Linked DNA regions of Homo sapiens: region 1 is linked to region 2. A link is a loop called in an ENCODE intact Hi-C map of the cell type or tissue named here. Cell type or tissue: heart right ventricle. All regions are shown on one strand. Links, peaks and the distances in the headings refer to the core of each region. The heading gives the core; the rest is flanking DNA.

The links. A loop is a pair of places that touch in the nucleus more often than their neighbours do. Peaks named below come from ENCODE experiments on the same cell type or tissue, not always from the same donor. Only the 100,000 strongest peaks of a DNase experiment are listed, where the experiment ranks them.
Region 1: it touches region 2 in a loop (2.7-fold over the local background); 1 of 110 quality-filtered maps calls a loop at or near these places.

What each region holds. Positions count from the first base shown.
Region 1 is chr7:16,230,082-16,238,985 of GRCh38, reverse strand. All of the region lies in intron 8 of CRPPA (CDP-L-ribitol pyrophosphorylase A), which reads left to right. CRPPA-AS1 (CRPPA antisense RNA 1) reads right to left here. Exons shown (of 5, transcript NR_038947.1): 2 at 3,007-3,084; 3 at 1,634-1,677. Among named protein-coding and RNA genes, the nearest start is that of CRPPA-AS1, 24 kb to the right of the region's middle. In heart right ventricle, for the core only: no CTCF peak of the experiment used is centred there; no DNase peak of the experiment used is centred there; H3K27ac peaks cover 590 bases.
Region 2 is chr7:16,281,168-16,290,071 of GRCh38, reverse strand. The region is part of intron 5 of CRPPA (CDP-L-ribitol pyrophosphorylase A); the gene reads left to right. Among named protein-coding and RNA genes, the nearest start is that of CRPPA-AS1, 75 kb to the right of the region's middle. In heart right ventricle, for the core only: no CTCF peak of the experiment used is centred there; no DNase peak of the experiment used is centred there.

The DNA of each region.
Region 1 (8,904 bases), core at 1,641-6,640, 50 kb after region 2:
TTGTGTTTTTAGTAGAGACGGGGTTTCACCATTTTGGCCAGGCTGGTCTCGAACTCCTGACTTCAAGTGATCCACCCACCTTGGCCTCCCAGAGTGCTGGGATTACAGGCATGAGCCACTGTGCCCAGACCTAAATGGCTTCTTTTTCTAAAAATATTTTCTATACTAGAACATGCTGTGAAGTCTTTTTGCTTTCATATGCTCTTATGCATGATTTTAATGTGTAGATTTAGCAGAATAATTTAGGTTTTAACAGTCATGTTAAACATGAATCAGGTGATATGGTATTCCTATTTCAAGCCATTTTTGAGACCTTCTATGTTAATTCTTATCACAAGACTCATAGGTTATTTTGATGTTTTCTCTTGTATTTGTCCATTTCTTATCCTCCTTTTTTATGTCCAATTTTTACAGATTAAGTCTAAATTTTCCATTTTTGTGTTTCATTGTTTTTTCTTTCTGCTTAGTAACTGTTACAAAATATTTTTTCATCAGTGAATCTATCCTTTCATGTCTATCCAAGCCCTTCCATCTGAGAATGACTCCATATTGAGTAATGCTCACACTGTTTCTTCTTACCAATTCATTTTAAACTTATTTTATATATACTATCCAGTTAGCACTTGGCAGGGAATGATCTTATTCTCTCCCTTACCTAATAGATTACTTAATATGGATTCACATAGTATTGATTTAATGTCTGTGCGATAGATATTTTGGCCTACATGGAGCTTATTTGATAATATAATCTTTTTTAAAAAAACAGCATCTTACTTTAGATTTCTGAAATATTCTATATAAGCTAATTTTCCAGGTTATTATATATTAAGGAAATAATTGTATTGGTCTGTTTTTTTCTAAAATAAGGATTCATAATAAGAGTTTACTTAAAATGACCAGAGTTAGCCAGGAAAGTACTTTAGTGACTGGGAGTTGACAAATTCCCTGGTCCCTTTCCCTTCTATCTACCATCTAAGGTTTGAGAAATTTAGCTAGGTGTGCTTGAAAAAGAGGCAATTTAGCCTGGAGAAGTCATCTTAAGGATGTGAGAGGAAGCCAAGATTTGGAAGACTGAGCAGGGTCCAACTCTGTGAGGAGTGAGAGGACTGGCATTTCTATATGGACAAAGAAGCACATAGAGTGGTTGGAATTAGAAAGAGCCACTGAGTGTGTCTGAAACTGAAGGAATGGCAGATTGTAAAGTGTTGAGTTTGAGCTGGGCCTTCTAAGTTTGAAGTCTATAAAGCAGCACTGCCTAGTATTAATTGATGTGATCAGATTTCCATTTTATACATCCTGGATGCAGGACAGAAAGTAGATTAAAATAAGCAGAAAAATTTGTGGTTTAGTTGGGAGGCTACTGCAGTACAATAGTACAAGAAATAATAGTGGTAGTGAGGACTAGGTTAGTGTATTGGACTGAATGTTTGTGTCCCCTCAAAATTTATATGGTTAACCCCCATAATGATGGTATTAGGAGGTGGGTCCTTTGGGAGGTGATTAGATCTTGAGAGTAGAGCCCTCATCAATGAGATTAATGCCATTTTAAGAAGAGTCAGGGTTTGTTCTCACCACCTGAGGACACAATGAGAAGTTGGCAGTCTGCAAGCTGGAAGACGGCCCTCATGAGTACCTGATGATGCTGGCAATCTGATCTTGTACTTCCAACTTCCAGAACTGTGAGAAATAAATTTCTGGTGTTAATAAGCCATCTGGTCGATGGTATGTGTTATAGCAGGCAAAACAAAGGCAGATAGTTTTAGTGGGAGTGAACAAAATGAAATCAAGATACATTTAAGAGATTAAAGCATTAAGAATTGAAGCTTAAATAAATGAGAGAAAAGAAGTATAACCTCTAATTTTATGTCTCATAAAACTTGGCGAATGATAGTAAGATACGGAAGATTAGAGAGGGAACTTTGTGGTTTGTTTTTTAAGGTTGAATAGGCAGATGAAGATCCCAGATTTTTTGGCAAAGTATAATTAAAAAGATTTTATTCATATTCAAAAGTTTGTGTGTGTGTGTGTGTGTGTGCGCGCGCACGAAAGCTCTTAAAGCTTACTTTGAAAGGCAAGTTAGACTCCTTTGTGACTTTCTTAATATTGAATTTTAATAGAGTTCCAGGGATAGACACAATTTAAAATATATCTTTTATATTACAATGTCTTTTCCAAGCCTTCTATAGTGTCTGTATGGTAGATGATTTTTTTTAGTGAAATCCTTTTTACTGTAATACTTCATATTCTGAAAAATAAAAACAGAAAAAAACCTTTTCTATTGGTTGAATTATTGGCAGACAGGAAGATGGTAAGAATATTACCAGGCTTATATGCTGTTGCCTTAGGATTAAGATCTGTAGCCACCTAAAAATAGATTACTTTTGCAGGTTTTGGAAAGCCTGAACTGTTCTTGTATGGAAAGTATAGAAAGCTAATGGAATCAGTGCCAGAAACTTCTAGATTCAGATTTTTTTGGCTTGAATCCTGTTAGCAATAAGTTTAAGTGTGATACTTTTGAAAAGTATAATATGATTCAATTTTCTGGGTACCAGAGATTTTGTTTTATGGAATTATGGAACTTAATTTTACTTAAATGCTCAATACTTAAGCTTAATTCTACTTTTACTTGCTAAGGTGGAATGTAGCAAGTGTTGTCAAGGTAGTCCCAGAGTCAATACTGAAAAACTTATTTGGGAACAGTAGGACAGGCTAAAGTCACCAGCATGACTCCTCTGCCTACTGAGTAGTATTTCCACTTCGAGAATATAGTGAGAGGCCTCTAGATTTAAATTTTCTTAGTTAATGTATTTATAGAATGACTGAGTTCTGAGTTGTTTCCTCAACTATCAAAAATCCAACTATGAGCTTGTGTTTCTTGCTCTTACCATTGATATGAGATGGAACTTCAAATACATTTATAATTTCCAGAGCCCTCCCAGCAAATGTGGCCTGCTAATGTATATTATTAGTATAATTAGGTTAATGTTAGTAATAACAGACACTTACTGAAAAGCTTGAAATGATGAGTCACCGTTCTTTTCTTTTAAAATGAATGATCCCAGGGCTTTAGTCTTCAGAGCAACCCTGAGAGTTGATTATCACAGATAGCATTATCCCCAGTTCAAAATTAAGCCTAGTGATCATTTCACTGTATCACATAATGTTCATGAGTAATGCCAATGCTTGCCCTTTTCGAATAGTACAAACCTATTTTGTTACAAGGGAAAAGGATCTTGAAAATCATTTAGTAGAATGCTCTCATTTTAAAGAAGTAACTCAAGCCCTTTCTTTGCCTGGCTCTAAGATACCTTCTTTTACTTTAGGAATAGGCAATTTTTTCCTGTAAAGAAACAGATAGTAAATATTTTAGGCTTTGTGGCCTGTCTACACAGTCTTTGTCACAACTATCAACTCTGCTGTTTTCATGTCAAAGCAGTCATAGACAATATGTAAAAGAATGGGTATGGCTGTATTCCAGGAATACTGTATTACAAAATAGGCAGCAGACCAGGCTTGACCCATACTTTGCTGATTTTTGATATAGATTTTCAATCTGAAATGACCTAGTTTGCCACAGTTATTAGTACCTTTATCCTGCATGTGTTAGGCATTTCTTTAACAGACATGCACTCTCTGGGTCATGAAGCCTCACGATTTAAAGTATTACTCATACACTGACTTACGTGTTTTTATCCCTACATGTCATCCTATCTCAAAGTTTTGATAGAAATGTTCAAATGCATGCAGTTTAAATGTTTGAAAGTCTTTTTCCTTCTCTGAACTATTCATCTCAACTTCTCTCTTTTGTTTCCAAATGAGCTTACCATAGCCACCGTGAGAGATTTTGCTAGTATAAATTTACCAAGTTACTCTCCTTATTGAAAACTTTCAGATGCTTCTCATCTCTTAATGGACAAAACTCAGATCATAAAGCCTTGGCCTGGTCTGGCTCTTCCCTAATTCTACTGTTCTGTCTTTCTCATTTCCTTATTGAGTAGTTTGCCCTCTGGAAATACTAAGTTATTTATAGTTCTCCACATGTACCCTGTGACCTGACTTAGATGTGTTTCCTGCATGAGTTTTTCTTTCTACCTGAAACACCTTCTTTTTTTAATTGTTTACTTGCCAAACTCTCCTTAAAAATTTGAGTGACATTTCCTCTTGCAATCCTTCCCTAATACCTTTGTGCTCATATCCCTTCTCCTTTGAGAAGTCAGCATGTGTAGATATTCAGAAACATTTGTTCATTTGAACATGACTTGATGTTCCAAGTTATGTTGTCTCCTATCGTACCCTGTTCTAGTGCTGTCTTCTACAACGAGGTGCTTTGTGATGACTTGCAGAAAAGAAGGAGGCAGATATGAGGAAATAATAAAAATTGCAACTCAAGTAATGGCTACATTCTATTAAGGAGAATAATAGTAGTTGTGAGTTTTTATGACATTTACAGTATATAAGTTTAAACTTCATGCATTTTACTATCTTGATCTTTTTAGTAGAATTCAATTAAAAAATTTTTCATTTTGCCTTTTAGAAAAACGTTTTTTATTTCAAAATTGTCTAACTTACAAGTGCCTGCTTTTAGTTTTTATGAAGCATCTTATTGTGTCAATAAATGACTGCTTATGTCTTATTTTAAATTGTTTTCTGTATGTGTCCTGAACAGTAGTATTAACCTTTGAAGTATTTCTCATTTCTAAATGGGACTTCATTTTCCTCTTAAAAATTAAATTTGGGGAGTGGTATTCAAACTTTTTGTTGGAGATAGCATCCTTTATTTAACCCAGAATAAATTTTAAATGGATCGCTACTATATTAAGTAAACCAAAAATTACATTATGAACACTAAATTGCTGTTTTAGTTTATATGTGCAACATTTAGAAATGTTAAGTTGAAAACAAAAGTTTGAAATAAAATATTATGAGTGATAATTGTTCTTTTTTCCTGTCTCCTTTTATTTGGATTATATAGTAAACTGGCTGCCCTATTAAATACTGATAATATTAACAGGTACAGAAGCATTTTTTCTTGCAGTTGATCATTTTCAATTAAACGGACCCAGCAGCCTGAAAGTGAATAGCCTCTACCCTTGTCATAAATATAAAGTAGAACAAAAGTTACCTTCAAACTTAAAATAAATGCTAATATTACAGTATGTCAACAGAATTTGATATTTCACTCATTCATTTATTGTTGCAAAGCCAAATCCCCATCTGTGAAGACTGGGATAAGTATCTGCTTCTTCAAATGTGCATTACGATTGTACCCGATTATGAAAGCATGTGCCAAACAGATGCTCCCTTGCTCTGGCTGGCCATTTAATTGAGCTCAGCATCCATGTGCTGAGATGGTATACATCATTGTACTGTCTTATGTGTGCAGACATGCATTGAATTTTAAACAACAGTATTTTTTGTATTAGTCACTGTAGTTTTCCTCTCTAGAAGTTTGATTTAGGTCCTTTTTAATATATTCTCTAATTCTTGAATATATGTGATTTAATTACAAAAACCATTATAATATCTTTGAAGATTCTGATGCCTATCAGTTCTGGGTTAGATTGAAAGGAAGTATGTATCTCCTCATTATGGGTCACAGTGTCTTCCTCCTTTCTTTGCCTAAGATTTTTCTTTTTTGCGTGCATACTTAAGATGTGTTGATATGTGGTTTTAACATTTTCATTCAATTAGGAATGTCTTCAGCATTAATTATTCAAATGTTTTTCTGTTGTTTTCCCAACTTACTGGCAACTCTTATTACCTGTTTATTAGGCTGACTAAATATGATCCATATCTCACTGGTGGTCTGTTTAATTTCCTCTTTTTGCCTTCTTTTTTTTTGCTGTTTAATTTAAAATCGTTTTTATGGCTGTGTCTTCAAGTTTACTAATCTTTAATATCAAATTTTCTGTTAATTATTTCTAGTGGGGGTTTTAAAAATATCACATGTTTTAGTTTTCATCTCTTGAAGTTAGAGTTAGGTCTATTTTACATCTGTGCTTAATATGTTCAGTCTTTCCTATAGTTTTTGAACAAATGGAACATAGTTTTAATAACTGTTTTAATGTTCTTAGTTCTAATATTGGTGTCAGTTGGGTTGGTTTTGTTTGATTTTTCTCCTCATAATCGGCCATATTTTCTGCTTTTTAAAAGGTTTGGTATTTAAGCTATTAGACATTGTGAATTTTATCTTAGGTGATGGATGTTTTTGTATTCTTATAAATATGAGCTTTGTTCCAGATGTAAGTAATTAAAAACAGTTTGATCCATTTAGGTCTTGTTTTTTTGATCTTTCAGCAGGACTAGTATATTTAGTGTAGAGATAATTATTTCCCACAACTGAGGGAAGACCCTTCTTTATACTCAACCTAATGCCCTGTAAATTATTGTCTTACTTACTGTGTTTTCTGGTGTTAGAATAACATGAACTGGGCAATTTATAAAGAAAAGTGATTTATTTGGCTCATGATTCTGGAGACTGGCAAGTCCAAGAGCATGCTACTGACAATTGGTGAAGATCATCCCTTAGTGGAAGGGCAGAAGGTGAGAACAAGTGCACATGGCAGAGAGAAGTGGGCTGAACTCATTCTTTTTGTCAAGAACACATTTCTGCAGTAACTAATCCATTCCCATGATAAAGGCATTAGTCCCTTCATAAGCGCTCATGACCTTATCACCTCTTAAAGGCCCTATCTCTTAATACTGTTACAGTGGCAATTAGGTTTTAATGTGAGTTTTGGTAGGGAAATTTAAACCATATTAATTATGAAGTTTTCTAGTATGGCTCATGGCTATTGCCAATTTTTCCAACCCTGTGTGTGCATTGAGTACTGTTCCTTCTAGGCCTTTGACTAATTTTCTCACATAGGTGCACAGATCAGTTCTCTGCTGTCTGTATGAGGAAGATATTCTGATGTTCTATAGAGCTCTCTCACTGTGAAGCTCTCTCCTCTCTGGTACTCTACCTGTGACTCTATTCTGTCTACCTTGGTCTCCCCAGATTCTTAACTTCATCTCTCAATTAAAAGAAATGAAATCTGGATTCCTCCATGTACCATGTCCTGAAACTCTCTTGCGGGCAGTAGGATGGGGTACATGTACAGCTCACTTTGTTTTGTGTCTCTTAGGGATTATTTCTTCATTGTATCATGTATAATGTCTTTAAAAAACATTGTTTTATATAGTTTGCTTTTTAAAAGTTGGTTGAGGTAGAAAGACAATTTCATCCCTAGTACTCCCCCCTTGGGTAGAAACAGAAACTGGATTCATCTAAATTTTGAGTGTTTAATTTTTACACATTTAATATTCATCCACATTTTTGGAAATTTTTTTATGTAAATAAGAAAAAGTTCAGTCTGTTTTAGCTTAGACTGTGTAATTTTGCCTGTTCAAGATCTAATTTTTCACAGTGGGATTTTAAGTAGTAACGTTAGGTAGGAATAAAAATTCCTTTGCAGTATGGATGTGTAAATTAATGATCAAAAATATTTAATGGGATATATGACCACAAATCATAATATATAAGCACTGCTTTTGTTTAGACAAGCCCTTTCCATTAACACTTTTTACCATGATAACATGTTCTGGATGGGTGGAACAAGATGACAAAGCAGGATTATCCACTGATTGTCACCCCACCACCAGAAACATCAATTTGAACAACTATCCACATGTGAAAATACGTTCACAAGGGCTAAAGAAACCAAGTGAGAGATTTCAGTACCTAGCTGTAGCATGGTAGTAAGAAAATATGCATTGAAGACAGTAGGAAGGACAGTTTGTTACCTGTGTTACTCCTCCCCAACTCTGGCAGCATGGAATAGGGAAGAGACATTGTTCACTTAGGGAAAAAGAAGGAAGTGAGCATAAGATTTTACCTTGAACCCCAACACTTGGCCCACCACAATAATACTCAACACCAGGGTGATCCCCACAGCTTTGTATTTCAAGCCAGTAACTGCAGACTGAGCCTCTAGACCAGCTGCAGCACTAGGTGGGACCCCAGAGCCCCAGGCTTCAGTCTTTCTTGGTAAACTCAATCTCCATCTTATACCACCACCAGACTTGTGTCAGTCCTCTGAACAGCACTCAGCAGCAGCAGGTGGCCCCTCGCTTCTGGCCAGTTCCAGTGCAACAACTGATGTAGTGAGCCCCAGGCTTCTGGCATTGTCACACCTGCTACAGAGCTATACCAGGCAAAGCCAAATCCCTATCTGTGAAGACTTGGATAAGTATCTACTTCTTCAAATGTGCAGACATTGACAAATGACCAAAAGCATCAAGAACAATCAAGAAAACATTACATGACCATATGAAAAAAATGTGGTACAAGTGACTGACCCTAAAGAAATGGAGACATGTGAGCTTTCTGACAAAGAATTCAAAACTTTAAGGAAGCTCAGCAAACTTGAAGAAAATACAGAGAAACAATTCAACACAATGAAGAAAACAGTGACCAGAATGTGAAATATAATCAGATGGAAATAATATTTTTAGCTTCTACTAGATGATGCATGAAACAATTTTCAAAAAATCAAATCCTGGAGGTGAAAATACAATGTAGGGAATGAAAAATGCAATAGAGTGCATCAACAGCAGAATTGGCCAAGCACAAGAAAGAACCTGAACTTGAAGACAGGTTATTTTGAAATAAATAGAAGAAGAAAGAAATAAAGGAATGAAGAAAGGTTATAGGGTTTATGGTACAGCATCCAAAGAGCCAATCTTTGAGTCACAGGCATTAAAGAAGGAGAAAAAGACAGAAAGCTTACTTAAATAGTAACAATTGTTTTTAATTTTGGAGAACAGTGTAAATATCCAGGTACAGAAATGTCAAAGGTCTCCAATCAAATTTAAACCAAATAAGGTGACTCTCCAAGACATATTATAATAATGCTATCAAAA
Region 2 (8,904 bases), core at 2,608-7,607:
AGCTATTGTAAAAGGGATTGCTTTCCTGATTTCTTTTTCAGCTAGTTATTTGTATATGAAAATATGACTGATTTTTGTATGTTGAATTTTGTTTTCTGCAACCTTACTAAATATCAATTCTAAGAGTTTTTTTGTTGGAGTCATTATGTTTTTCTAAATATAAGATTATGTCATCTATGATAGAACAGCAATTTAATTTCTTTGCCATTTTGGATGTCTTTTATTTCTTTCTCTTGCCTGATTGTTCTGGCTAGGACTTCCAGTACTGTGGTGGATAGGAGTAGAGAAAGTGGGCATCCTCTTCTTGTCCTCTTAGAGGAAAGGCTTTCAGCTTTTCTCCATTCAGTATAATGCTAGCTGTGGGTTTATCACATATAGCTTTTATTGTGTTGAGGTATGTCTCTCTATACCTTATTTGTTGAGAGCTTTTGTGAAAAAGGAATGCTGAATTTTATCAAATGCTTTTTCTATGTCTATTAAGAGGATCATATGGTTTTTGGCCTTTATTCTGTTGATAGTGATGTATCACATTTATGGATTTGCATATGTTGAACCATCTTGCATCCCTGGGAAAAATCCCACTTGACTGTGGTGTTTTATCTTTTGATATGCTGCTAGATTTGGTTTGCTAATGTTTTCTTCGGGGGTTTTGTGTCTCTGCTTTATTTTTATGTTGTATTCTTGTCTGGTTTTGGTATCAGGGTGATGCTTGCCTCAAATAATGAGTTAGGAAGAATTTCCTTCTCTTCAATTTCCTGGAGTAGTTTGAGGAGGATTAGTATCAGTTCTTCTTGATATGTTTGGTAGAGCTCGACAGTGAATCTATCTGGTCCTGGGCTTTTCGTTCTTGAGAGACTTTTTATTACTGATTCAATCTCGTTAATAATTATTCATCTGTTAAGTTTTTCTATTTCCTCCTCTTTCGATCTTGGTAGGTTGTATGTGTCCTGGAATTTAACAACTTCCTCTAAGTGTTCCAATTTATCAGCATATAGTTGTTCATAATAATTTCTCATCATCCTCTGTATTTCTGTAGTATCAGTTATAATGTCTCCTTGTTTGTTTCTCACTTTATTTGGTGGCTCTTTTTTTTGTTTAGTGGTTTATTGATGATGATTATTATTTTTGGGTGGTTTACAACCAAACTTCATTTTGTTGATCTTTGTATTTTTTGGTTTGTTTTTGTTTTTTGTTTTTGGGGATTTTTTTTTTTTTTTTTTTTTTTTGAGGCAGAGTCTCACTCCGTTGCCCAGACTGGAGTGCAGTGGTGCGATATCAGCTCACTGTAACCTCCTCTTCCCCGGTTGAAGCAATTTCCTACCTCAGCCTCCTGAGTAGCTGGGATTACAGGCATGTATAACCATGCCTGGCTAATTTTTGTATGTTTAGCAGAGATGGGGGTCTCACCATGTTGGCCAAGCTGGCCTCAAACTCCTGACCTCAGGTGATGCACCCACCTTGGCCTCCCAAAATGCTGGGATTACAGGTGTGAGCCACTGTGCCCAGCCTGTATTGTGTTTTCAGTCTTTATTTTGTTTAGTTGTGATCTTTCTTTCCTTCTACAAATTTTGGGTTTTTGTTTTTGTAATTCTTTGGGTTGCATCATCAGCTTGTTATGTTACATCCTAATAAAGTTGGAATTACACTATGTTAAAGATATTTTTTAAGGCTTGTTTTATTTTTTTTTTAGAATATATAGATTTAAAATAAATATTTTAGCTTGACTTAATTGATAGTTGTTACTGGCTTGAAAGAAAAATGTTTGTATTTTTTATTTCTCTAAAATAAGAATTCAGTGATAATTTCTTGATCTTTCTACCTCTGTCTTCTTTTTTAAACAGTCATTGTTTAACACCAATTTTTATTTAAATTGATGTAAGGAAATGTATATATTAGTCTGCCTGTGGTGCCATAACAAAGTACCAAGTCTGGGTGGCTCAAACAACCAAAATTTATTTTTTCACAACTTTGGGTGCTAGAAGTCTGAGATCAAGGTTTTGGTAGGTTTCATTTCTTCTAAAGCCTCTCTCCTTGCCTTGTAGGTGGTTTCTTCATCCTTTGTCTATACATAGTCTTCCCTCTGTAGATGTCTGTGTACATATTTATTTCCTTCTTTCCTTCCCTCCCTCCCTCCCTCCCTCCCTCCCTTCCTTCCTTCCTTTCTTTTTTTCACCCAGGCTGGAGTACAGTGGTACAATCTTGGCTCACTGCAACCTCTGCTTCCCAGGTTCAAGTGATTCTCATGCCTCAGTCTTGCAAGTAGCTGGAATTACAGGCACACACCACCACGCTCAGCTAATTTCTGTATTTTTAGTAGAGACAGGGTTTTGCCATATTGGCCAGGCTGGTCTTGAACTTCTGACCTCAAGCAATCCATTCGCTTTGGCCTTCCAAAGTGCTGGGATTACAGGTGTGAGCCACCACATGCCACCGTGCCCAGCCAATATTTCTTTTTCCTATAAGGGCCTACCCTAATGACCTCATCTTAGTTTAATCATCTCCCTAAAGACCATATCTCCAAATAAAGTTACGTTCTGAGGTATACTGGTGGGTAGGATTCCAACATGCTAATTTTGGGGGAAACACAGTTCAATCCATAACAATGTGTGTTACTCATGATCCTAGTACAGAGCCTGGAAAATAAGTCTTGAATATCTTCTTGGTACTGTGTTCCAAAGCTTGGGATGATACTGAGAAATCATAAGCAGAGTTCAGGAGTTTGTGATCTTGTGGAAGAGAAGGACAAAAAATATACTGTAATATAGAAACTATAATCAAAGTAAAATCAAAACACAAAACAGTGTTAGAGGAAAAAAATCTTTCAGGATGCTAACTTCACATAGATTTCAGCTAGAAATCTTAAAGTTGACAATTTTATGCCTGTGAACTTGGGCAATTTACTTGCTTTATAGACACCTTTTATTGATCTATAAAATGGGGAAAATAATTCATACTGCTTTATTGTAATCATTAGGTAAAATATATAAAAGTATCTACCACAATAAAAAGCAAAGGCAGTATTAAAAATATATAGTATGACATGAGCACTAAATAATCATAATGCATCTGCTGACTATTGAAATGATTATTGGCTATAAGGAACTGGTATGGCTCTTTTGGTGCATAATGCATAGATATCAGCTCTGAATAAACTTACAAGGGTTGTATTACATATAGATTTCTTTGTTTTTTTCTGAAACCCTATACTGAAAAGCCTTTCCTCAGGAATACTTAGATTCAATACTGCAGTGATTTCTACCTGAGTAGAAGGAGAATGCTGGGTTTGTGTTGATATATATTTGAGAGAGATACTTTTATGTATTAGAAATAGGAATTTTTGTAGTTTTGAAAGTCTCCTTGATGATTGTTGCCTGTGCATTCCTTTTCCTAGCCAACTCACATACACACCAAAATACATCTAAAACACAGGCTATAGTTATTAAAACAGATGGTACTTGAGGTGGACCTTATTGGAGAATTAGGAAATTGGTTCAGGAAATTGGTAGGAATTGATGAGTAAGGTATAAGTTGATTGCTTTGTATAGCATGAGAAGAGGTAGGAATCCTATGATGAGAACCTGGGAATTATTAGTTATCTGGTGAAGAATGCTTAGACATTTGCCCGTGTAAGTTCTACAGAGAAACACCAAAGAGGAGATATAGATATGAATACAGATAAACATTTGGCTCATGAACTTATGGAGGCTGGTAAGTCCAAAATCTGAAGAGTGGATGTCTCAGGCTTTCATTTGATTGGATGAGGCTTACTATACTGTGAAAAGCCATCTGCTTTATTCATTCTACCTAGTTAAATATTAATCTCATCCCAAAACACCTTCTCAGAAACACTTAATATTTGACCAAATATCTGGGCACCCTGTGGTCCAGTCAAGTTGATACACAAATTAACCATCAGAGCCAGGAAAATTAAGTTGTACATTGTTTCTTTTTGGCATATATATATATATATATATTTTTTTTTTTAAATATTATATATATATATATATATATATATATATATATATATTTATATTTTTTTTTTTTTTTTTTTGAGATGGAGTTTCACTCTTACTGCCTAAGCTGGAGTGCAGTGGTGCAATCTTGGCTCACTGCAATCTCTGCCTCCCAGGTTCAAGCGATTCTCCTGCTCAGCCACCCAAGTAGATGGGATTACAGGCATGCGCCACCATGCCCAGCTAATTTTTTGTATGTTTAGTGGAAATGGGGTTTCACCTTAGCCAGGCTTGTCTTGTACTCCTGACCTCAGGTGATCCACCTACCTCAGCTTCCCAAAGTGCTGGGATTACAGTCGTGAGCTACCGCGCCTGGCCAACATAATTTTAACTGACAATTATATACATACCTTTACCATTTAGAGGTTCTCAGACATTGACTGAGGTATTAACAGAAAAATTTGGGCTTCTTAACTAGTGCTTACGGTTTTCAATATAAGTCTATAGACTTTCTTATATTCTGGCATGAATTTTCTCTCTGTTAAATCACATCAAACTATGTGACCTTTAAATGCTGTAGACAAAAAAAAGAGTTATTCATTATAAATCAGAGTATATGTTGAAATTATTTTGGGGGCACCTTACTTGTTATGACATCAATATTTTGCCATCTGCCACTGGCCTTTTAGGAATTTTTTTAGAAGCTACTTAAAAAATAGGATAGTGTAAAAACTAAAACTCAGAGGCTAATATCAGTCTAATATCAGTCAAGTTGACAGGTCATGTATCATTTAATGTTAAATCTAAATAATTTATAATTTATTCCCAGTCTATTTTCAGGGAGAGACAAAAGACTAGATTATTATATTTGTACAATTCTGGGTTGTAAAATGATTTTGTGGTTCCCCTCAATATTTTTACTTCAACCTCTGAAATTTTCTAGGAAGTGCTTTATTAATAAAACAGAAGATTAAGAATTCTGAAGGCTTCTATTTTTGTTTTGATTTCATTAACCTCAAGGTAGTTGTTATGTACTTTGTTTTCTTTGAGAAAATTATCAGTATTAATCATATGTTTGGAAAGAATTTTGTGCTTCATGAAAAAATTAATTTTAAATATTTTGTGTGCCTTTTCTCCTCTCATTTAGTTTGGGGATCCTCGAATAACTCTGGGATTGAGGAGGTTAAATTAATTTATTGGAGCCCTGCTCCCATAGTTATATATTTTTTCTATTCTGAACTTCCAAACACGTGGTACAAGTACAGTCATTACTGTTTTTTTTGAGACAATCTTAATTGCCATCCACAATTAAGATTGTCAGTGCAGCATGCTTTTCAAATTATCAGTAGCAATTGCATAAAATGCTTCAGCCTAGATCCTAGTAGATAAACTAAGATGTAAACAATGAGAACGAGTGGGCATCTGTTTTAAAGCAAATCAGAGATGCCAACATGGGTGTATTACTCAAAATGTATATTCCATTGTCACATATGATTATGGCACGTTTGGTGAAATTTGAAACAAAGCCTTAGTGGGATGCAGTTGATATGGATTGTTTACCAAACCCTGAAATATTAAGACCATAAGAAAGAGATTAATTTGAAGTCAGAAACTGATCATATTTTGCACGGACAAAGTTATTTCAATTTATGTTCTTATTGAATGTATGTGTCCATAACAGCAATAATTCTGTCATCTATTAGGTGTTTTCTTGTACCAGGCACTAGAAATAGTTTTACACATTATCTAATCCTTATTAAAATCTCCAAGTGTAGTCTTTTACACACATCTCCTGCCTTCCCCTTATATATGTCTATTTTTAAAATGACAATATTTTATTATACTGAGGGATGAATCTTAAAATCATTGTACTAGTTGGAAAATTCACTAATAGCAGAGGTCACTTCTTATTCAATTTTGAGTGGACAATGCCTGACACACTGAAGGCATCAATAAATGAAAAGACTTTTCAAGTCCATCTCCTTGCCCTTGATTTGTCCTTTTACAGATGTGTGCTTCCTAATAATCTTTTAAAAAAGAAAAGAAAAGAAAATTTGACTCTGCATAGAAATCGTTCTTTGGTCTCTTCTCATTTCACATATGCAAAGTGCTGCCAAAGTATCAATATGCTACTTTCAGCATCTGTTCCAATATAGAATTGAAATTGTTTAAAATTTTAAAAATTGTATTTCCCTCAATTTAACAAATATTATTGAATGCCTATCAAGTATCCTATATCTGTAGTTATTAAATATGTTACCTTATTTAATATCACCTTTATAAATGTTAGAGATTGCTTAATTGTAAAACCCAGTGAGACATGCAGATAAGAGTAGTATTTGTGTGGGTTTGGGTTTTTAAAATAGTTTTATATCAGAAATATCAAAGTCTCTGTGCAATGGGCGACTGAATGCAGCTCTATCTCACTAAACTCACCATCCTCCTATTGCCACACAGAAGATTAAAGACAACTGGAAAATTACCCCCAAAATTATTCCATTTCAGGTAATAAGCTATAGTAGGATATGTATGTATCCTACTGTATATAAACACACACACACACACATATATAGTATATCTATAGATATATATATACACATAGATAGTATCATTTTTATATATATAGATCTACGTATCTATACCCATAGATACAGTATCATCTTTATAGTGTCATATATATCATATATGATATATATGTGATATATTAGTGAATCTAGGTAGATAAAAGGGAAGCTATTTGTGTTCTTGTATCTTTTAAGTTGGGAAGTTATTAAATAACTTTCATAACATATAAAATACATATATGATACAATATAGGTATGAATAGGTAGATCTCTATAGATAGTATCATTTATATATATATATATGGTAGATCAGTAGATCCTATCTATTTATACATATATAAAATATAAATGTTGTATCATATATATGAAACCATATTTATAAAGGTTCTATATATGATAGACCCTTTTGTAATCCCCACATCATAAAAAATCAGTGCAATAGCTAAGCAGAGGTTTTTAATCTGGCTATACATCAGAATCACTTTTGGACAAAAATATAGGCTAGTATCTTGTTTGATGTGCACTAGGCATATGTATTTGAAAATATAAAAGGAAAACAAGATATTTATGTTGATTCTGATGTGCAACCAGTTGAAATTGATGATGATTTTGTATGTGGTCTAATCTTTGAATGTAGACAGATTGAGAATTTATCATTAGTAGTAAAGGACATATTGATTGCGTCCATAGACACTGTAAGAAATTGGCCTGTCAGATGCAGACCACTGTGGAATGCAAATAGCTGAGATTAGCTGACAATATAGAAACCAACACAATAACAGATCCACCATATTTCTTATGATGTTATTTTACCTCGAATCTACATCCTTATGTTTTGCTCACTTAAGAGAGGTGAACTTTAAAGTCTCCTATTAATATAGCTTCACATATTTTTTCTTAATTTTTGTTTTTAGGAGAGGGTGCTTTTTTATTTTAATAACTTTCAAACTTAAAAGATACAGGAATAACACAAATAGCTTCCCTGTCTTTTACCTACCTTGTTGTTTACATTTTGCCTCATTTACTTTATCATTTCTGTGCATGTACTCCCTTCTCACCTTTTCCGTCACCCTTTCTTCTCCTTCTCCTCCTCCATCTCTTGACCTGTAGCATTGTGAACTACTTAATGGGGTGGTGTTTAAACCACCAAATTTATAGTAATTTGTTACACAGCATTCTAATAAAAACAATAAAATTCTACATAATCCATAGAGGAAATAAGAAACCACAATAGAAATTAGATGTTTCTAATAATATGATTCTAAATGAAAGCGAGTGAAAAGGAATGAAATATTTTAAACTAAATATGAAGTCATTTAAATTGAGTGAAAATATCACAGTGTTTGAGATACAGCTAAAACTGTTATTAGAGGAAAATTTAGAGCCTTAAATATAAATAGAAAAAAGGAAGAGAGTCAGCAACTTAAACATTTTTAAAAAGAGAAGCAGCAAACAAAACTCAAAAGATAGTGGAAGGAAGAAAATACTGAAGAAAATGTTAAGAACTCATAAACTAGAAAACAAACATATAAGACAGAATCAATCATGATTTCCTCGGATGACAGTAATAAAACTGGTAAGACCTTGGCAAGAGTGATTATGAAAAATATTGAATGCTCAGTCAGTATCAGAAATGAAAAAGAATCAATACAATTGTACAGATATTAAGATGTTACGAACAACGTTATGCTACTGTTAATAAGAATTTAGATGAAATGAACACATCCTTAGGGAAATACACCTTACTAACCTGAGACAGAAAATAGAGAATGTGAATAATCATTCATCAATTTAAGATACTGAATTTTTATTAAAAGCTCTCCCACAAAGAAGCAGTTGGCTTTTACCAGTGAATTCTACAAAACCACTCAAAAGAAGACATGACACCAATCTTGCACACTTTCTAGAGAGTAGGAAAAACACTTACCAACTCATTATGTGCGAATAGTATAATTACTTAATGACAATATGACAGGGCCTTATAAGTAAGTAGAATTACAGGCTAACTTTTTTTTCCATGAGCATAGAGCCAATATTTAAAATTTTTCATTATCAGATAAAATTATAGATTGGAAAGAAATAAAACTTTATCACTCATCAGCATGTTTGTATATACCAAGAAGTTAAAATCTATAAAACATCAGTTTATAAGTAAATGTAGCAAGGTTACTGACTATACAAGGTCTGTATCAAAATGTATTTTTATACATAACAACAAATAGGAAATTAAAAATCAATTTATAAGTGGTGTCAACAAACAAGAATAAATCTAACAAAAGATGAAAGGGGTCTGCACTGGAAACTACAAAGCACTATTGAAACAAAGATTTCAGGACACAGGGGACAAATCATGTTCATTTGGAAGGCTTGTTATTTTAAAGATGTCA